Linked DNA regions of Mus musculus: all the other regions are linked to region 2. A link is a loop called in an ENCODE intact Hi-C map of the cell type or tissue named here. Cell type or tissue: left cerebral cortex. All regions are shown on one strand. Links, peaks and the distances in the headings refer to the core of each region. The heading gives the core; the rest is flanking DNA.

Evidence for each region. Peaks named below come from ENCODE experiments on the same cell type or tissue, not always from the same donor. Only the 100,000 strongest peaks of a DNase experiment are listed, where the experiment ranks them.
Region 1: a loop joins it to region 2, with 9 times the contacts of the local background. A loop is called at or near these places in 9 of 42 quality-filtered maps.
Region 3: it touches region 2 in a loop (5-fold over the local background); 3 of 42 quality-filtered maps call a loop at or near these places.

Annotation. Positions count from the first base shown.
Region 1 is chrX:102,247,939-102,253,545 of GRCm38, reverse strand. Cited1 (Cbp/p300-interacting transactivator with Glu/Asp-rich carboxy-terminal domain 1) reads left to right here and starts at 1,365. Exons shown (of 3, transcript NM_001276466.1): 1 at 1,365-1,512; 2 at 4,859-4,983; 3 at 5,538-5,607. The coding sequence starts at 4,924. It overlaps Gm14858 (predicted gene 14858), which reads right to left and starts at 895. Exons shown (of 3, transcript NR_040285.1): 1 at 522-895; 2 at 1-66. In left cerebral cortex, for the core only: no CTCF peak of the experiment used is centred there; DNase peaks (open chromatin) are centred at 1,078, 1,439, 2,334 and 2,783; H3K4me3 peaks cover 2,539 bases.
Region 2 is chrX:102,473,988-102,479,594 of GRCm38, reverse strand. All of the region lies in intron 4 of Hdac8 (histone deacetylase 8), which reads left to right. It overlaps Gm32262 (a long non-coding RNA gene), which reads right to left. Exons shown (of 14, transcript XR_003953070.1): 10 at 1-5,607. Among named protein-coding and RNA genes, the nearest start is that of Hdac8, 28 kb to the left of the region's middle. In left cerebral cortex, for the core only: CTCF peaks have their summits at 460 (motif pointing right) and 2,590 (motif pointing right); DNase peaks (open chromatin) are centred at 460, 2,611, 3,871 and 4,418.
Region 3 is chrX:102,067,317-102,072,923 of GRCm38, reverse strand. It overlaps Nhsl2 (NHS-like 2), which reads right to left. Exons shown (of 8, transcript NM_001163610.1): 2 at 1,445-1,600. It overlaps Rtl5 (retrotransposon Gag like 5), which reads left to right and starts at 1,617. Exons shown (of 2, transcript NM_001278534.1): 1 at 1,617-5,370. The coding sequence starts at 2,062. The coding sequence ends at 3,861. In left cerebral cortex, for the core only: a CTCF peak has its summit at 4,747 (motif pointing left); DNase peaks (open chromatin) are centred at 1,597 and 2,547; H3K4me3 peaks cover 1,789 bases; H3K27ac peaks cover 1,298 bases.

The DNA of each region.
Region 1 (5,607 bases), core at 274-5,273, 230 kb after region 2:
CAAGCCGGTCATTTCATCAACAAACACGACTCTGTTAGAAGAGCAAATTAAGGACACTTTGCGATCCTAAAAAAAAAAAAAAATCAGAAAGAAAAAAGATCTTCAGGTCATCAAAGCCAACTAAAAAGACACAAGACACAGACAGTGAAATGACTCTGTAACAGTCCTCCCCCCACTCACACCCCCTTTTCCTTAACATCGTACTTTTTCAAACGACAATGTTTTCCAAACAGTATAAACTGAATTGTTGAATGGAAGGAGTGTGTGTGTGGACGGTGGGGGGGGGGGTGTAGGGTGGGAATGGGGGAGGCTTGATTAGAGGACAGTAATCCTGGTGGCCTTCCTGCAAGGGGTGAATGAGGTGAGAGTTTCTACCCACAGGGAACATGCCTTGAAATGAGAAGCCCCAGATATCTTTCAGTGAGGATTGTAAGACACCTTACCAACACAAGAGACGTGCTCTACGTGCAAGATGTTATTCTTGCTAGATGTGAATAATTATATAATCATAATAAAATAACCTGGCATCGTGGCAAGAGGAATCTCTGCGAACTCAGTGGCAATCTTTTCGAACCCGCTGCCTGTTCTTGGCTTTTCCGTGAGCCATGTGAGTTGCATGCATGCACCTAGCCCCACGGTCCGGTAGAACAGCATTTCCCAGCGTCGTCGCATCCTGCCAGCCTCCTTCTGCCCTGGATGACCACAGGACAGAAAGCCTTGAAACCAACCTTGGGCCTTGAGGGAAGCCACCGCTGCCATATGATCTCTCTAAGTGCCCCTGCACAAAATGTAGGGAGTTTAGGGGGTAAGGGACACGCCAACCTCGGCCATTCCACGATGAGAAGACATAGCTCAAAAAGAGCAAACCGGCTCGGAGGAAGCCCTGCAGAAAACTAAGACCCGTGCCTTGCCTACACCGTCCCGTGTGCAAGTCCCTCTTCTGGACCTTTCCCTAAGCCAACAGCTCTTCTCTCTATCCATTGAAGCCCGTCCTGGCGACCCACTTGATTTAGGTCAGAAAACAGACACTAACAGCTCTCCCTCGCCTCGGTAAAATTACTAAGTGGAATTTATTGGGCAAGTCCATGCAGGGTGGTGGGGAGAGCCCACGTCCCAGGTTCGGGCTGTCACTAGTTTTAGAAAAACAAGTATAGGCCAGAGCACTGGGCGAGAAGTGACCATAATCAGAGACCATCAGCCCCACCCCAGTAGCTGCGTCGTGCCCCCAGGGCTGAGGGACAGGAGGGGACGCACGCACTCTGTTCCCTAGCCCGCCCTTTGCTTTCACAAGATCCACGGTGACTGCACCAGCTCGAGCGCCTTTAAAGGGCCACACACGCCAGCCCGCCGCTATAAAATGTTCCCGGCGGCACAGCTGCAGAAGTGCGCTGCCGAGCTGCGGTGAGGAAGCTAGCTCCGCCCGGCTGCTCCTCCCACAACCTATCGGCGCGGGGCTGCTCCTGGCAGAGAGGACCAGACGCGAGGAAGGCACAGCACCCACTCGGGCCCTCCGTAAGTATCCAGTTCAGATTTTGCCACCAACTCGCCCACGAGCCAGGACATGTGCTAATAATGCTCTAAGCTGGTTATAAAGACGTGAAAATTGGGGGGAGAGGGAAAAAAGGGGGGAAAGGGGTCTGTCCTTCCTGGGATTCCTAGCCGAGGCCAGCCTGCTGCTGTGTGCTTGTGCGCCAGGGCTCTACGGGAGGCAGTGGGGGCTTAAGAGCCCGGTCCCCGCGCCGAGAACCAAGCGTGGTGGCTGTGATCGCCACCGCCCCGGAGTCCGGGCGCCGGAGCTGCGGGCCGGCAAGAGCGCGGGTCGGGGCAGCTCGGCGCTGCCCGGTGCGGTGCGGCGGCGCGGCGCGGCGCGGCGGTGCAGGCTTTTCCCAGGCGCCCTGGGGTCGCGTGGCCGCCCGTGCGGCTGGGGACTCTGAAGCGAGTGGCTAGCGGCGGCGGCGGCAGTGTGCGTGCCAAGGGGGCTCGGGGCTAGGTCGCTTCGTCCGTACCTCAGCTCCTGTGAGCTTTCCTCTCCCGGGCAAGCAGCTTCGCGGAGGTAAGCCGGGCCGCCCGGCAGGACGCTGGGCTGGGCAGCAGGGGCCGAGGGCACCGGAGGCGGCCAAGCTGGCCGCGGGGCTGGGGGACTTGTTTGCTGCCGGAGCTGCCGGGCAGAGGGGCGGCAGCCCGGGCCGGCCCGCGGGACGCGGAGCCCACTTGTCCGGAGAAACCCGCAGCACATCCACTCCGGCGCCCGCGCTTTCTCCGGCTCTGCTTCCCCGACTTTGCCAATACCCAGGACTGCATCAGGCCGCTCGGGGGCCGCACAAAGCTCTTGTTTCCTGGGGGGCTGGAAGCGAGAAGGGCTTCTGGCTGAACTCAGCCAAGCTGCGTGCTGCAAGTTGGAACATTCTGGCAACTTGCTTTCCCCACGCAGCACGACCCCCGTGCACACGCCCCTCTCGGGGGAAGCGGCCGCGCGGCGCCCAGCCTCTGCCTCACGGGGAGCCTGATCAGGGGCGGGACAGCTAGTCTGAACCATGCCACTTTTAACGTTGTGACCTTGGGTTAAGTTATCGCACCCACCTCGGCACCTCGAATCTTTGCTAGCCAGCTGCGAGCAGCGGCAGCAGCGGACGCTCCGAGGGCGCTCGGAAGTGTCTGTGAGGCGCGCGAGCCACTGCCGCTGGCGCCAAAGTGCGCCCCCGCGCGCGGAGACGCTGCGGGTCCCCAAAGTCGCGCTGACGCGGAGACCCCGTGCTTCGTCGCCTGTCTGCTTCTGAGCACCTGAGGTAAAGGACGCTTGGAGCCCTCCGGCACTGGTGCTCGCGCCTGGCGTGCCGGGCTCCGTTCGGCCAAGCCCGCCTCGGTGGCTCTCTCCGGGCGCGTCGAGGAGGCCCCGGCGAGCTGTCCGTAAACAAGGGGCCTTTAGTTTTAAGGTGGCGAGTCTAGCTGGGCTGCTTGGAGAGCGTGCAAGCCAAGCCGCAGTGCTGTTTGGACATTTAGATTTCTCAGTAGCAATGGAGGTGGAGTATACCGGTTGGTGCCATTTTAACTTTTGCTCTCGGGACAGGTTCGAGATGACCCCCCCCCACCTGCCGCGCTCTTCCCACCCCACCCCCCTTCTCTTTCCTCTTCTCACCCTCCAACAGCGTTGGCGAAGGCTTTCTCGGAGGGTAGCCAGGCGAGGCCGGGCGGCGGGAGGGAGGCAGGAGACGCGAGCCGCGGAGTCCGCACTTGTTGCGCCGCTTTTTTTTTTTTTTTTTTCCCCGCGGAGCCTCGCCGCTGCTCCGCGGTCACCACTTCGTGGCTCGGAGCAGACCCAGACATCCGTCAACCAAGTTTTTTCCCTCAAATGAACGGAAGGGTGGGGTAGGAGACAGAAACTGGGGTTGTTGGGTGGGGGTGGGGGGTATGCAATCGCCTCTTAGACGGACTCCGGAGCTTCCCGAGGGGTGCGGGCTGGCGCGCCACGAGGGAAATGTTACAAGAGCCTGCCCGGCGAGCCCACACCAGAACACACGCACTTTCCTCATATTTCCCCCGCCCCTTCTTGTTGCTCTTGGGTTTTTTTTTTTTTTCCTTTTTTAGTACACTGGGGTACGAGTAGCGCACGGGAGAAAGAAGATGGATAGGAAGATGAAGCGATGAGGAACTTGAAATAGTGGCAGGGCAGTGCTGGCCCTCCTGACGACGGTGCACCTTAGGCGCCCTTGTCTTGAGATAGATGGCTGAAATATCCTAGGGTTGCCTCTTCAGTCAAGCAGTGGTGCGGAACCCAGCAAGTGCCTCTCCCTTACCCCCACCCCCACCCCACCCCCGTGTTTTCTCTTTTGCTTCCATCCTTTTCCCCCCAGTAGGCTGATATCAAAAGGGGGAAAATAGGGGGATAATGGTAACTTTAGAAGCCAGCACATTCTTAATGACCACTGGGAGTAAGAAGGAGGGTAGAGTCCTAGCAAATTCTAGCCCCTTTGAGAAATGACTGTTGGGGTCCTTAATTTTCCCAGTTTGAGGAGGGTGTTTTGTTTTATCTTGCCCCCCCCCCTCGTTCCCTTATCTCTTTTGCACTTGGGCAAGAGAATCCATCCATGGCTTTAGTAGCCATCTGGGTAAGTTCAGGTATGACGACTTGGCCAATGGTTAGAAGAGGCCTGTGGCATAGGACTACTAGATGATGCTCTCCAAACTGCTGCTGTTGCTTCCCTGCTAAAACCCAGAGGATTTTCCCTCCAGGAAGAATCCTTTCTTCTCTCAGCCACACATGGGTGTGGCCTGGTTCTGGGTTCTGGGACACTTGTCCTAGGAAAGCCCAATCTAAGAATTGTCTTGTAGAAGCTTGAGATATGGAGGAACTGGGCTATCCCAGTTATGCTATGGGGTTCCTGCTGCCTTGGGGTCTCCAGAACACCCTGATCTTCTGTCTTTTTGTAGGCATGGCCCAAGACAGGGCTTTGGAGACTTACTACATCTTCCTTCTTCTAAATTCTCATTTTTTCCCAGTCCCACTGAAGACCTGGATGCTAGTGGTCCATTGCCATGGTATACTGCTTTCTCAGGAACATGCCTGCTCTCAGAACCAGAAACAAACAGTGTCACCCCTACCTCTGGACTCTGAAATAACCTGGATGAGGAAATGTCCATGTGTCCTCTCTTGGCATTGTGGGTCACTGTTAGACCCTGGCTGAATAGAACATGCCCCTGGCCCAGGACAGAGTGAAAGCTGTCTCTGCTCTTGGGCCCAGGTGCTCTCTGTTTTGAGTTTAACTCTATCAGCATCCTTGTGTAGCTGAATGGATTCACCCCGACTTGGAATTTTCTAGTTCTCCCTTCACCTTTATTATTTCTTCTCTTTTACTTGCAGACCAACAGGCCCAGCTGGCGGCATCAACTGCCACCGATTTATCGGACTTCTGCCCAGGCTCTGAAATGCCAACTATGTCGAGGCCTGCACTTGATGTCAAGGGTGGCACCACCTCTGGGAAGGAGGTGAGTTTTATCATTTTACAGATGGAGATACTAAGGCATGGAAAGATGGACTTTAGGGAAGGAGGTCACGCACCTGGCCTTCCTAGGTGTGGCCTATAGCCGCACTGCTTGACCAGAGAAGATACAGCAGGGCTTCGTCTGGGGAAAATGAGAATAACTTGTTCAAAAGTGGTTGAATCAAACTCACTAGGGGTGTTGAAAGAGACAGCAGGAAATGGGTCAAAGAAGCAGAATTGGAACAAGACCACTGTGATAAAGTGATTATAGTGAGGCTGAGAAGAGAGAAAACGGGGTGCCCTTTTTAGACAGGGGAGCACATGGAGTAGCAGGGGAGGGAGGCCCACTTCCAGTAATGTGGTCTCCAGTGCTACAGCTAAGGTCTAAACTTAGGAATCAGAACCACAATAGCAAAAGAAACCTAACTGTCCAGGGCTCTTCCTACCACCTACCCACTAACTCCAAATATAGAGCATTCAGGAGCATTCCAGATCCCCGTGAATTCCAAAGGAAAAGTCAGGAGGATGGCTACTATGGTATGCCTTTCTGTCTTCTAGGATGCCAACCAGGAGATGAACTCTCTGGCCTACTCCAACCTTGGAGTGAAGGATCGCAAGGCAGTGACTG
Region 2 (5,607 bases), core at 255-5,254:
AGAATCATACCTAGCATATAGCAAATATTCAATAAAAATGTTTATAAGGACAAATGAGTGTGAATGTTGAAGAGATGGCAGAAAAGTAAAAGTAAGAAATACTGATTTTAGTCCTTGGGGTATGTTCTTATGTCATTACCGATCAAATTATTGATTGTCAATGTTTAGAAAATAGAAAATAAATTAAACTGCAAAGATTAGCTACTACCTTATCAAGGTATGCTCCGATATGTGTTGGCTGAATCAATGATAATCTCTTAACAGACTGAATGAAATTATCAGAACATAGAGATAGTGGGGAGGGGAGGAAAGAGAGAGGCTGGGGTGGGGAGAGGAGGAGAGAGGGAAAAGAGATTAGTGTCATCCCAAACTTAGATAAGCCTTTGTAGTGTAGTTGAGCTTATCAACCATTAACTGACTGAGCTGTTACATAAGCATTGCATTTTAACCAAGAGACCACTAGAGGGAGCGCAAGGTTAAGCAAGAATGTTCTCTAAATGAAATTCTCTTACCTTCATTCGCTTTTCTAGTTATTGGTCCAATTGTCATCTAAACTCTTCCATCAGTTCAGAGCGTTCTCCTGAACTGACTTCTTTCGTGTGTCTTTAATAAATATTTGTGATTTGAATGGAAGGATGGATGTTTAGAATCAACATATTGTCACCTTGACATCTGTTTTACTAGGTAACTGTGGCCCGCTGATTTCCCTTGAGAAATCACCCTTCAGAGTTTATAAACTACTAATAAATATTATATTCATGGTACTTTGTTCTTAAAGAATCATTAGGCAAGAAGAGCAAGAGTCATGGAGTCTGTTGCTTTACTCTTGTAAAGGCTAGTGTCAGACCACAGGATAAGTTGGGTGGCTGCTTGGGCTGCCTGTGTTCTTCTCCGCCTCCGCCTCCTCCCACACTCCACTTCCTGGGCCAGTGACAGCTGATAAAGGTCCTATTTCCTGAGCTTGTTTGATACCATGGAAATCATTAGCTCTACTTCTGCACACAGAGATTGCATTACTGTCTGCAATGTGCTTTAGGGCTCTCAAGTTGTTTGGGATGAGCAAAGTTTAGCAGACAGCTTTATTGTCTTCGTAATCATTGACCCTGCTGACATTCGCTGAAGGGATCTTAGGTCTGGATTCGGAACTATCTGTGCTGGCTTCCTGAGGAATGTGGACTCCTTGACCTGTTGTCATGTCATGGTTAAAGTCTTTTACTGCCCTTAATCTAGGCCTCTGAGTTGGACCCTCAGTTTAGGGATTTTTTTCATTAATAGAATAATTTCAAATAACCTAGAAATAGGATTTTCTAATAAACTTTACTTACTAGAAAAAATGTGAAGGTATTTAAACATGGGCACCTCGTAGAGCGTTCCTATACCCCGCACAGTTTTCTCTGCATTCAGTATCTCACACGAGCATGGTACACTTGTGACCGTTAAGGAATCAATGCTGGCGCACAGTTGTTACCTGCACTCCACAGTCTATTCAGACAGCAGCTAAGTTTTCCTTTGGGTTCCTTTTCTTTCAGTACTAGGATCCCAACCAGGCCGCCATACATTTACTCATGATGTCTGCCCAGGTTCCTCTTGGCTTTTGAAGCTTCTAAAACTTTCCTTGTTTTTCATGATTTTCAGTTTTCAAGAGTACTGCTCATATTATTCAATATAGTATTATTTTAGGTTATTTTATCTATTTTCTAATCTGTTTCGTGGTATCTTTTCAAAGGAGCCGGATGACAGCCAAGTCTTCTTTTTTTGGTTCTTAGCACCTCTTTGGCTTTAGTTTAATTTTTCCTCTGGCATCTATTTTAACATTAATTCCAAATAGTTCCTGGAGCTGCTCCTTGCTAAAGGAGGGGGGACTAGCCTTCCATTCGTGATCTCTTGGAGAAAGCCTTTCTGTTCTCCACAGTCAGCCAGCTCATGCTGTCATCGCCTTGTCTCAGGAAAGTCAAGTGGGGATTGTAGATCCAGATTCAAAGTCCGTATCTGTACCTGACTGATTTCTTTTCTCCTTTTTCTAATGTCTGAAATAGTAAGAATTCTCATTCTCAATTTCTGTTTAACTGGAAGAAGAGCCCAGAACTCTGGTGCAAGGAGCAGATGGTGGCACCCAGAGAAGCACTGGCCCCGGCTTTCCAGCATGTACTTGTTCTGCAGCCTGGCTTTCCAGATTTCCATATTTTGGTCATTATCACCAAGTAAAAGTCACCCCCCCCCCGCCGCCATGTCCTCAAATTTTAATCTAATTATGCACACAATTCTTACACAGTTGATACTACTGACTTACTTGGGATGCCAGCAAGCTACATTTACTTCCTAGCTGTCCTTTGTTACAATTCCACAAACCTTTATTTTCTGTGCCTTTTAAGAATTAAGGGATATGGCTCTTTAAATTGTTCTAGAAACTAGGGAAAAATCTAAGTAAGGCATAAATTGAGATCAGTTTAAAACTGGTCTTGTCTGATATACCTTAATGGCATGACAATAATAAAAATATGAATTTATTTTACAAAATTCAGGTTTTTAATTTTTATGTGTATTCATCTTTTGCCTGCATGTATCTAGGCAACATGTACATGCAGTACCTGCAGAGACCAGAAGAGGGCGGGAGATCATCTCCTACCCGCTTCCAGGACTAGAGGTACAGACTATTGTGAGCCACTCAAAATTGAACCTGAGTCTTCTGGAAAAGCAGTCAGTGCTCTTAAACTCTGAGCCATCTCTCCAGCTCCCCACAAAGCCAAATTTTATCTTCTGGTAATATAGGATGTATTGTAGACAGGTTAGAGCGTATACTACATGAAGGAATGCTGTGGGGCAGCACATGGCTCTCTCCAGCATCCTTTTTGTAAGAGATGATGACGGTTTCATGTAAGCCAGTGGTTCTCACTAATGTTATGGCTGGGGTCACCACAACATGAGGAACTGTATTAAAGGGTTGTAGCATTAGGAAGGTTGAAGCTGCACTGATCTAAGCAGTATCATGGAGGTTGCTAAATTCTTATTATTAATATCCTGACCAGGACTCCCCTGCAGTAAATTTTCTACAAGATATATTTATATTCATAAAGAAGGTAACATCATTTAACTTCAAAGATTTCTGTTTGCCCTCAAAAGCAAAGAAATTTTACGATAAGCATTATCAAAATTTAGTAAAAACATTCTAAGAAATGCATGTTAATTACATGAATTATGACATAAATTGTTGAGATTCAACTCCCAAGAAATAAAATTATTGAGAGCAATGGTATAAATTATGAACAATTCTGAGTGCCCAGGGAAATAAAGGATCTTTGCCTCTTACTGGGCACAACTTGGAATAGGCTCAATATTGAAGGCGGCTCACTGAGACTGAACGATTTATCTGAGTTATGCCCTCGATCGCATTTTTGTTTCTGATTTAAAATCAGTTTTCTTCTAGGCATTATCTATAGCTAGTTAACTCAGGCAGTTACAATACATTCCAAGTAGGGCCCAAAGCGTGATTTTTTGACCTTGTATAAACCCATTAGTTTTCATATGCTCAAATGGTACTACTGGCCACACCATTTTTCTTTTTTTGAGCTAGCCATCTCTTCAAAACTATATCCTCTGTCTCAGAGAAGACCAAACTGGTGGCTGGAGATCGATACATGTAAGTCTCTCCTAAAGCAGTGTGTCGAGGGAGCAGCTGGAAACCCCTTTTCTCCCAGTGCTGCACCAGTCATGTCCTTTCCGCTGCTTTGCCTCACTGTGTTGTACGAGTACCCGGAAATACAGAGCTATGTCTGTTCCCTCCCCTGTTTTATATTCTATTAGCTCAGGGAAGATTTTCATTCCATTGAGCACCAGACTGTGGGGTATATTTTTGGAAGCAAGTGTAGGTGTACCAGAGCCAAAAAAGGTTGGGAACAACTGTAGACAAACTGATCTCACTGTTCCTAGAGCTGCCAATTCTAGGCATGGAGCCCTTAAAGTGGACTATAAATGTCGAGTGGGTGGTTAAAAGAAAATCCATTATGTGGGCCTAATTTCTGATTTCCCATAATCAGGTGCCTGTGTTTTGTGTACATGCATATTTTGTGTGGAGAGAAGCAGGTGTGCATAGAACTGATTTATTTAGCTATATTAAATCAGAATTTGAGTCTCATTGAAAGAAAAATATGAAGTGTATAATTAGAATAGGTAATACTTTTTACTTTTATAAATGCATTTTAGATATATTGTGCTAACATTCCTATTGAAGGCAGTAGGTTAGACTAGCAATTTTGCGGTAGAAAAGAAACTAAAGCAAAGAGACTTGGGTTCTTGGTTCCTATCCCAGTTTCTATCTTACGTTTATAGAACATATACATCTCTAAAGCTTGTTGGACAGAAATGTGAAATAAAGTAAAAGAAGGAGTTCTGGTTTTTCCTTCGCCTTTGGGAGAGGAAACAATCAGTTGTAAATACTAAAGGTTGATCTGTAAAAGCCATCGAGTCTGAGTCAGTTCTCACAAGTGCTGTGCATTTGACAGCCACGTGAATGGGGCTGCAGGAGTCGTGAAGAGGTATAGGAAAGAGCCCAGAGAAAAATAGCATAGGAACGTTTGGACATTAGACACGGAAATGGTGGGATGAATATGTGTGTGTGTGTGTGTGTGTGTGTGTGTGTTTGTGTGTGTGTGTGTGTGTATGTGTGTGTGTATGTATGTGTGTATTGTGTGTTTATGTGTGTGTGTGTGTCTGTGTATATGTGTGTGTGTATCTGTATTTGTGTATGTGTGTGTGTGCATGTGTATGTGTGTGTGATATGTTAACCAGCCCTACCTTACAGTAATGGATTCACTTATTCTTCCTTTTCTAGATCCTTGGAGGGCGGAGGGGGACGGTGTGGTGAGGGTGAGACAGGCTCTCACTATGTAGTCCTGGCTGTCCTGGAACTTGCTGTGTAGACCAGGCTGGCCTCAAACTCAGAAATCCACCTGTCTCTGCCTCCCAAGTGCTGGGATTAAAGGGGTGACAGCACACAAAAGACCTGCGCAGTTTAAACTGGATAAAGTGCCAGCACTGTAAAGGGCAAGTGAGCACAGTGTCCCACCACTCGCCAAGAAGCTATATGCAATTGATGTCTTCTGGGAGCTGTAAACCAGTTTTCTCCAATGGAGTGTCATTAGGCATATCAACCACACTCCAGAACAGACCCAGGAATAGTTGGCCAACCCAAAATGGACTCTGTGTGTGTGTGTGTGTGTGTGTGTGTGTGTGTGTGTGTGTGCGCGCGCACATGCATATGTTCTGGTATATTTTTGTCTTACTGAGTTGGTTATTTTGATTTTCAGGTTTTTGTTTTGTTTGTTTTATGGCTGTTACATGCCTTACCTTGCGGAAAATATTTATTACGCACGAAGCAGTAATCAGTATCTGTGTATAAAACAAAATCAGTAAGAGGGCAAGGCTTATCTGGCATAGATGGCATAGGTGCTTTAAGAGAGAAGGCTAATATACTCATTCAGCAGGTAAGAGCATGAAGCTGTATGGGTAGGAGATGGGGAGGATCTGGGAGGAGTTGGGGGAGGAAAAGAATATTGTATGAAAATTAATAAGAAAATTATCAATACATACAACACTGAATCTCCTTCTCTA
Region 3 (5,607 bases), core at 274-5,273, 410 kb after region 2:
ACTTATGTTTGCTTTGTTTTTCTTTGAGACAAAGTTTTACATGTAGCCCAGGCTGGCTTCAGAACTCAAGATCCTCCTGCCTCAGTCTCTTGAGTGCTGGAGTTACATACAGGCTTGTGCCGCCATACCTGGCCGCAAGAACTCACGATTGATGTTTTCTAGGTCTGGTTCCACTGTGGGTGGGGTCAGGTCTAGGGAGGCTAAAAGTCAGGAAACCGAAGGTGGTGGCATAGAAGACAGCCAAGTTCATGGACACATGATGACGGAAGTATGTGTAAGATGTGAACGGGCCTGACCAAAGCCATGGCTTAGATGACATGCAGAAAGTGAGAGGTCAGAATGGACATTCCAGGCTCTGTGTGCTCTGAATCTGGTGCTGAGGCTGCTCTCAGGGCTGATTCTCTGCAGCAATGTCTGCGCTCTCTGCTCCGATTCCCTCTTCAGAAGCCCTTCCAGGTGCTCTTAAGTCTCAGGGCAGATACCCAAAGAGCACTCTTCCCTTTGAACTGTGGCCCCTGGGCATGTTGGAAAAGTTTTTCTTTGTCTGGAGGTGGAGGTCTGCCTCTCTCTGAGTTTCTGCTTCCTGGTCCTAATTCTACCTTTGCTAAACTAGCACATTCACTCCCCTCCCCCTCTTGCATGGTAGCTCTTCCTTGTTGGACACAGGGCTCATGATTATCTCTTAGCATCTTGCTTCTCTAAGGTCACTACTGCCCTTTTCGGGGAGCTGGGGGTTTCCACTGTATCCCCCTTGGGAGGCCCATCAGATGTTTTCTGTTCTGCACTGGGATTAATATATGCTGGCACGGAGATATAAGAACTGACAAGATATTTTGTACATTTCGTATCCATTGGGCACCTCCTGGGGGAATTCAGCCCTGTGTCCAGTGTCTCTGAAAAACTCAAGTAGTAAGAGAAACTCAAAGGTACAAGAGATGGCTTTTTTTTTTTTTTTGTGGTGCTGGACATAGAAGCTTGGGCCTTGCACATGCTACCACTAAGCTACATCCTCAGCTTGGAGAGATATATGGAGGAGCTCATTGTGGTTGGGAGGTTATTACAAGAGCAGAGTGTGTGAAGTCCAGGTAAGGAGAAACCCCTTTGTTTTCTGGTGCCAGCATCCCAAGGCATGGGCTATATAACAGGAGGGCTGGAAGGAATGTGGGTCCCCATTGAGGGAGTCTCCCATTTCCTTCTCCGTGAATTGCTTGACCACTACCCTGTCTCAGCCTGTATCCTTTCTCCCTTTATGGACTACTGAACCAAAAAGGGAGGGAGGAAGGGAGCAACAGCACTGGAAACAGAATGTTAGCATCATCAGTCTGGAAGGTGAAAAGAGAGATGGTTTGGAACTGTTTTCTTTTCTTTTGCTGCTCCCCATTTCTTCTTTGCCTCCCTCCTGCTGCGCAGCTGCCTCTAAGGCAGCCCCCCACCCTCGCAGTACCTTGCAACAGGCTCTGGAGATTGAGCTGCGCCTCGCGAAGCAGTTCCTCTACACTCGGGGGCCTGCCCGAGGAGAGGAACACGTTCACTGGCTGTCGCCATGACGACCTCGAGTGGGCAGTCGCTGTCGCATTTTCCCGACCCGAGTTAGCTGCAGCTAGGGAAGGAGAGAGTGAGTGAGAGCGCAGCCGCGGGAGCCAGTGGGCTCCCTCGGTTCCCGAAGGCCCGCCCCTGCGGGGGGCGCGCGTAGCTGAGCTTAAAAGGCGAGAGGGATCGCTGTCTGCAAGATTTTTCCTCGACAGATCCTGCCGCAGTCCCTTCCCTCCTACTCTGCCTGCCTCTGTTGGCGTCACCTCTGCCAGCGTCTCGTCTGTCTCCTGCGCCTGCCGCCTCCAGGTCCCGAGCTGCTGCCTGCTCTCTCTCCGACCCCTGCCACGAGGTAACGCGTCCCGGACCGAGCCCCTGTGGGTGTGGCCCGGGCTCGCTTGCGCCGGGTCGCCCTGTCGCCGCACGTTGGTCTCCTCCCACGCCCACCTCCTCATTTCTGCCTCCTCCTGCACTCCCCATAACTCCCTACCCCCAAGTGCCCAGCACTCAAAGCCCCAGGAACTTGTCACAATGTCTGAAGCGGCGGGAAATCTCAATAGCCTCCGCTTGGCGAATGTGGCCCTGCGAGAGGAGTTAAATGCCCTTCGAGGAGAGAATGTCCAGCTGGGCCTGCAGCTCGGAAGAGCCTTGGCCGAGGTTAATTCCTTGCGGGGCAATGTCTCGAGCTACATCCGCTGGCCCATGCCCATAGTACCGGTCCTTGCCGAGGAGAACTTTGAGTTCCTGCTCAATGAGACTGATCCCACTCCTGAGGAGGAGGAAGAGGAGGAGGAGGAGGTGCCTTTCCTGTGCTGGCCTCCTCCACGCACAGATCCCGAGTACGTCTCAGATGATCTTTTGATTAATGTGGTCCAGGACTATACCAACCCCGACGGGTCCAGTGACCCTCCTCTGTCACCCAGCCCGTCCCAGCCGGAACTGCACTCCCCCATGTTAAAGGAGCCAACCTTTGAGTTCCTTTTGCCACCGCTGGAGCGGCCAGACATAGAACCCTTTTCAGGCGACCCAGTGTACCTGGCTGAATTTCTGATGCAGCTAGAGACTTTCATAGCAGATCACGAGGATCACTTCCCTGGGGGCGCGGAACGGGTGGCATTTCTCATCTCCTTTTTCACAGGGGAAGCGAGAGACTGGGCTATCTCAGTCACTCAGGAAGGAAGCTCCTTGCATGCCAACTTCCCGCGCTTCCTGGATGAAATCCGTAAGGAATTCTGTGGCCCCATCCCCTCACGCGTGGCTAAAAAGGCCATACGCAAGCTCAAGCAGGGAAACTGTACCCTGGGCAGCTATGCAGATGCTTTTCAGTTCTTGGCCCAGTTCTTGTCTTGGGATGACTGTCGCCTCCAAAACCAATTTCTCAAAGGCTTGTCAGAAATTTTTCGAAAGGAACTCTTATGGTCAACTGAAGTGGCCGACCTGGATGAGCTGATTCTTGAGTGTGTCAAGATAGAAAGGAAAGTGCGTGTCCCCAAGACAGCCTCGCTCACTGGAGTTCAAAATAGCTGCTGCCCCTTTGCACTAATTCCTAATGAGGATGAAAATGAAGGTGTGGAGTTCTACAGTGAAAATGAGGGTGAGGGTGAAGAGGCAGGCGGGTACAGGCTTTATCTGAAGGATCAGAGGCAGCACATGACAGCTTTCCCACAAGAGATGAGGGAGGAAGAGGAGGAGATGAGGAAAGAGGAAGACGAGATGGAGGATGAGGAGGATGAGGACGAGGATGAGGATTATGAATTTGAGGAGGAGGATGAAGACGACGACGACGAGGAGGAAGAGGAGGAGGAAGAGGAGGAGGAAGACAAGGAGGAGGAGATGAAGAATGAGGATAGCGATGAGAATAAGTATGAAGAAGAAGATGAAGTTATCGTTAGGGTCCTGGAGCCAGAGCAGGAGCAAGAGAGGGAGGAGATAGAGCACGAGCATGTGTATGTGCACGAGCACATACACGCCCATGTGCACACACTTGCTGCCCACCACCACGGCCTACATGGAGAGCTCATGGTGATGGACGAACCTGTCCTTGTTGACACGTCAACCCAGACCATTAGCTCCGCCATAGGCTACCATGCTGAAAATTACCTGGGGGTATCCCCTTCTGTAATGCATTCTAGCAGACAGAGGAGCCAGAATCGAGTCCCACTTCTGGAGGGCCTTCCCGGGACCAATTCATCCTTCTACAGCCCGCCACCACTGATGCGCCATGCAGGTCGCTTGGGGCAACGCCAAATGCGAAGATGTCCCTCAGTGCTCTTCTGCCTCACTCCTAGGCAGGGGGGCCACCGAGCTACTCAAGGTCGAATTCGAGTGTGAACACTGGGGGTGAGTTGGCCACGGGGAACACACCCTTCCCCTGCTTCCCTTGCCTCTGCTATTGCTGCTGTACGTGCCCCATCTACTGACCAGTCCGTACGAAAGCCCCAGACTGGAGGAAGACCCCAAAGAAGACCTGCAGAATTCCAGATTGTTTCGCAACCACAACCAGAAGAGTGAAAAGTGCCCAACCAGGGCCATCCAGGAAAGGAGAGGTCAGGACTCAACAGTCCTCTTGCTGTGTACTCGGCTCAGTCCTCGCACAAAGTTGCAAAGCAAGTCTCTTGGCCTGTTCTTGTAAATGGCACTGGTCACCTTTGTCTCCAACTCTAGTTGTCCCCAATCTTCGCCTCTCCTGTGCTTCTTTGCCCTGTGTTCTACAGTGTTATCCTGACTTTACCCCAATGCCTGAGTGATCTGCCCCAACCAATGATCTAAAGGCATTAGATCTAAACTCTTAATGCTCTGAGGCCACTTACTAGACAACGAGCAGGATGACACCAAGAAATATGTACTCGCCATATTTCCAGCAGAAGGGCCTGAAAGGGGAACCTACACCTAGAGCAGCGAGAACCTGCAAAGCCATGAGTGCAATGGACAACTTGACTGAGGTTTACTCTCTTTGGGGGCGGGAGGGGGGATGGCGGGCAAACAGACCTCACTTTGAGTGCTGGGGTTTACCTTCCCCTCAGACTCCTGCCTCAGGACCTCTGCACAGACTTTGGCTAATTCGGCCTTCATGTTGCCTACAGGACTGGCATTAGGGGGAGGAGGAGGCAGAGGTGGCTGGAGCACCATAGTTCAGTTTGACATCCTAAGGAGTGAATCTTGCTTTAGGAACAGGGCCCTCTTCTGGCTAGGCTTTAAGACTGCAGTCCCAGCCAGAGGCCTCTGAGGAGACTGTGTCCTCTAGGTTGTGGGGGTAGCCCTGCTGGCCCACTCTTTAAGCCCCTCTGACTCTAAGGAGTCCTTAGAACTGAAAGGAGAAAACAGGGCTGGCTCTGCAGAGACTGGACTCATTGCAGCATTGCTGGCCAACACCCCTATGGTTCTCACGTGAGGGGCAAACCTCTCCTAGGCCTGTTGTTGAACTTCAGTTAACCAGTGTGGCTTAAGAGGCGACTGCCTCCTGCACACTCCTGGGGCTTCTTGGGCACCAACTCAGGTGCCCCTAGTCAAAGACCTGCTGTTCACTTTTGGGTCCAGGAAAATACTGCTGCTGCAGTGGGAAGTACACATGTATTATGTCCATTCTGGCCACAAAATGGCAGCCTGGTTCACTGCTGGCCCAAGTTGTTCCTGGACATTGAACTTGCTGCACGGTGCCTAGCAGCTGGGCAAAGTGGAGCCCAAGTTGTCCGTGGTCAGCAGGAAGAAAGCAGCAAATGGTGTCTCTTCCTCATTGGAGTCTGAAGATGAGAACCCAGCCCTAGAGTTTGAACTTAAGACCAGAGAAGGAACTTGAGGAAGAGGAGTCCTAGACAGACCTAGTCCTCAGACTGGTTAACGGTGAGCTCTCTATTCATCAGCAAGAGGTAAGGGGCCTTTTTGTTTAGCACTTCCATTTCTTGCCTGAAGATCAGTCGAATTGGGTTCCTATAGCCTGCGGCTACCTTTTACCATGGTTTCCTCCAAAGAGAGAAGTTAACGTATAGTCATTATGGGAAATATGGGAAGTAGTGAATGCCATAAGGACAAAATAGCTTCCTCCCGACCATTCAGAACCTCGCCACACAGAGGCAGCAT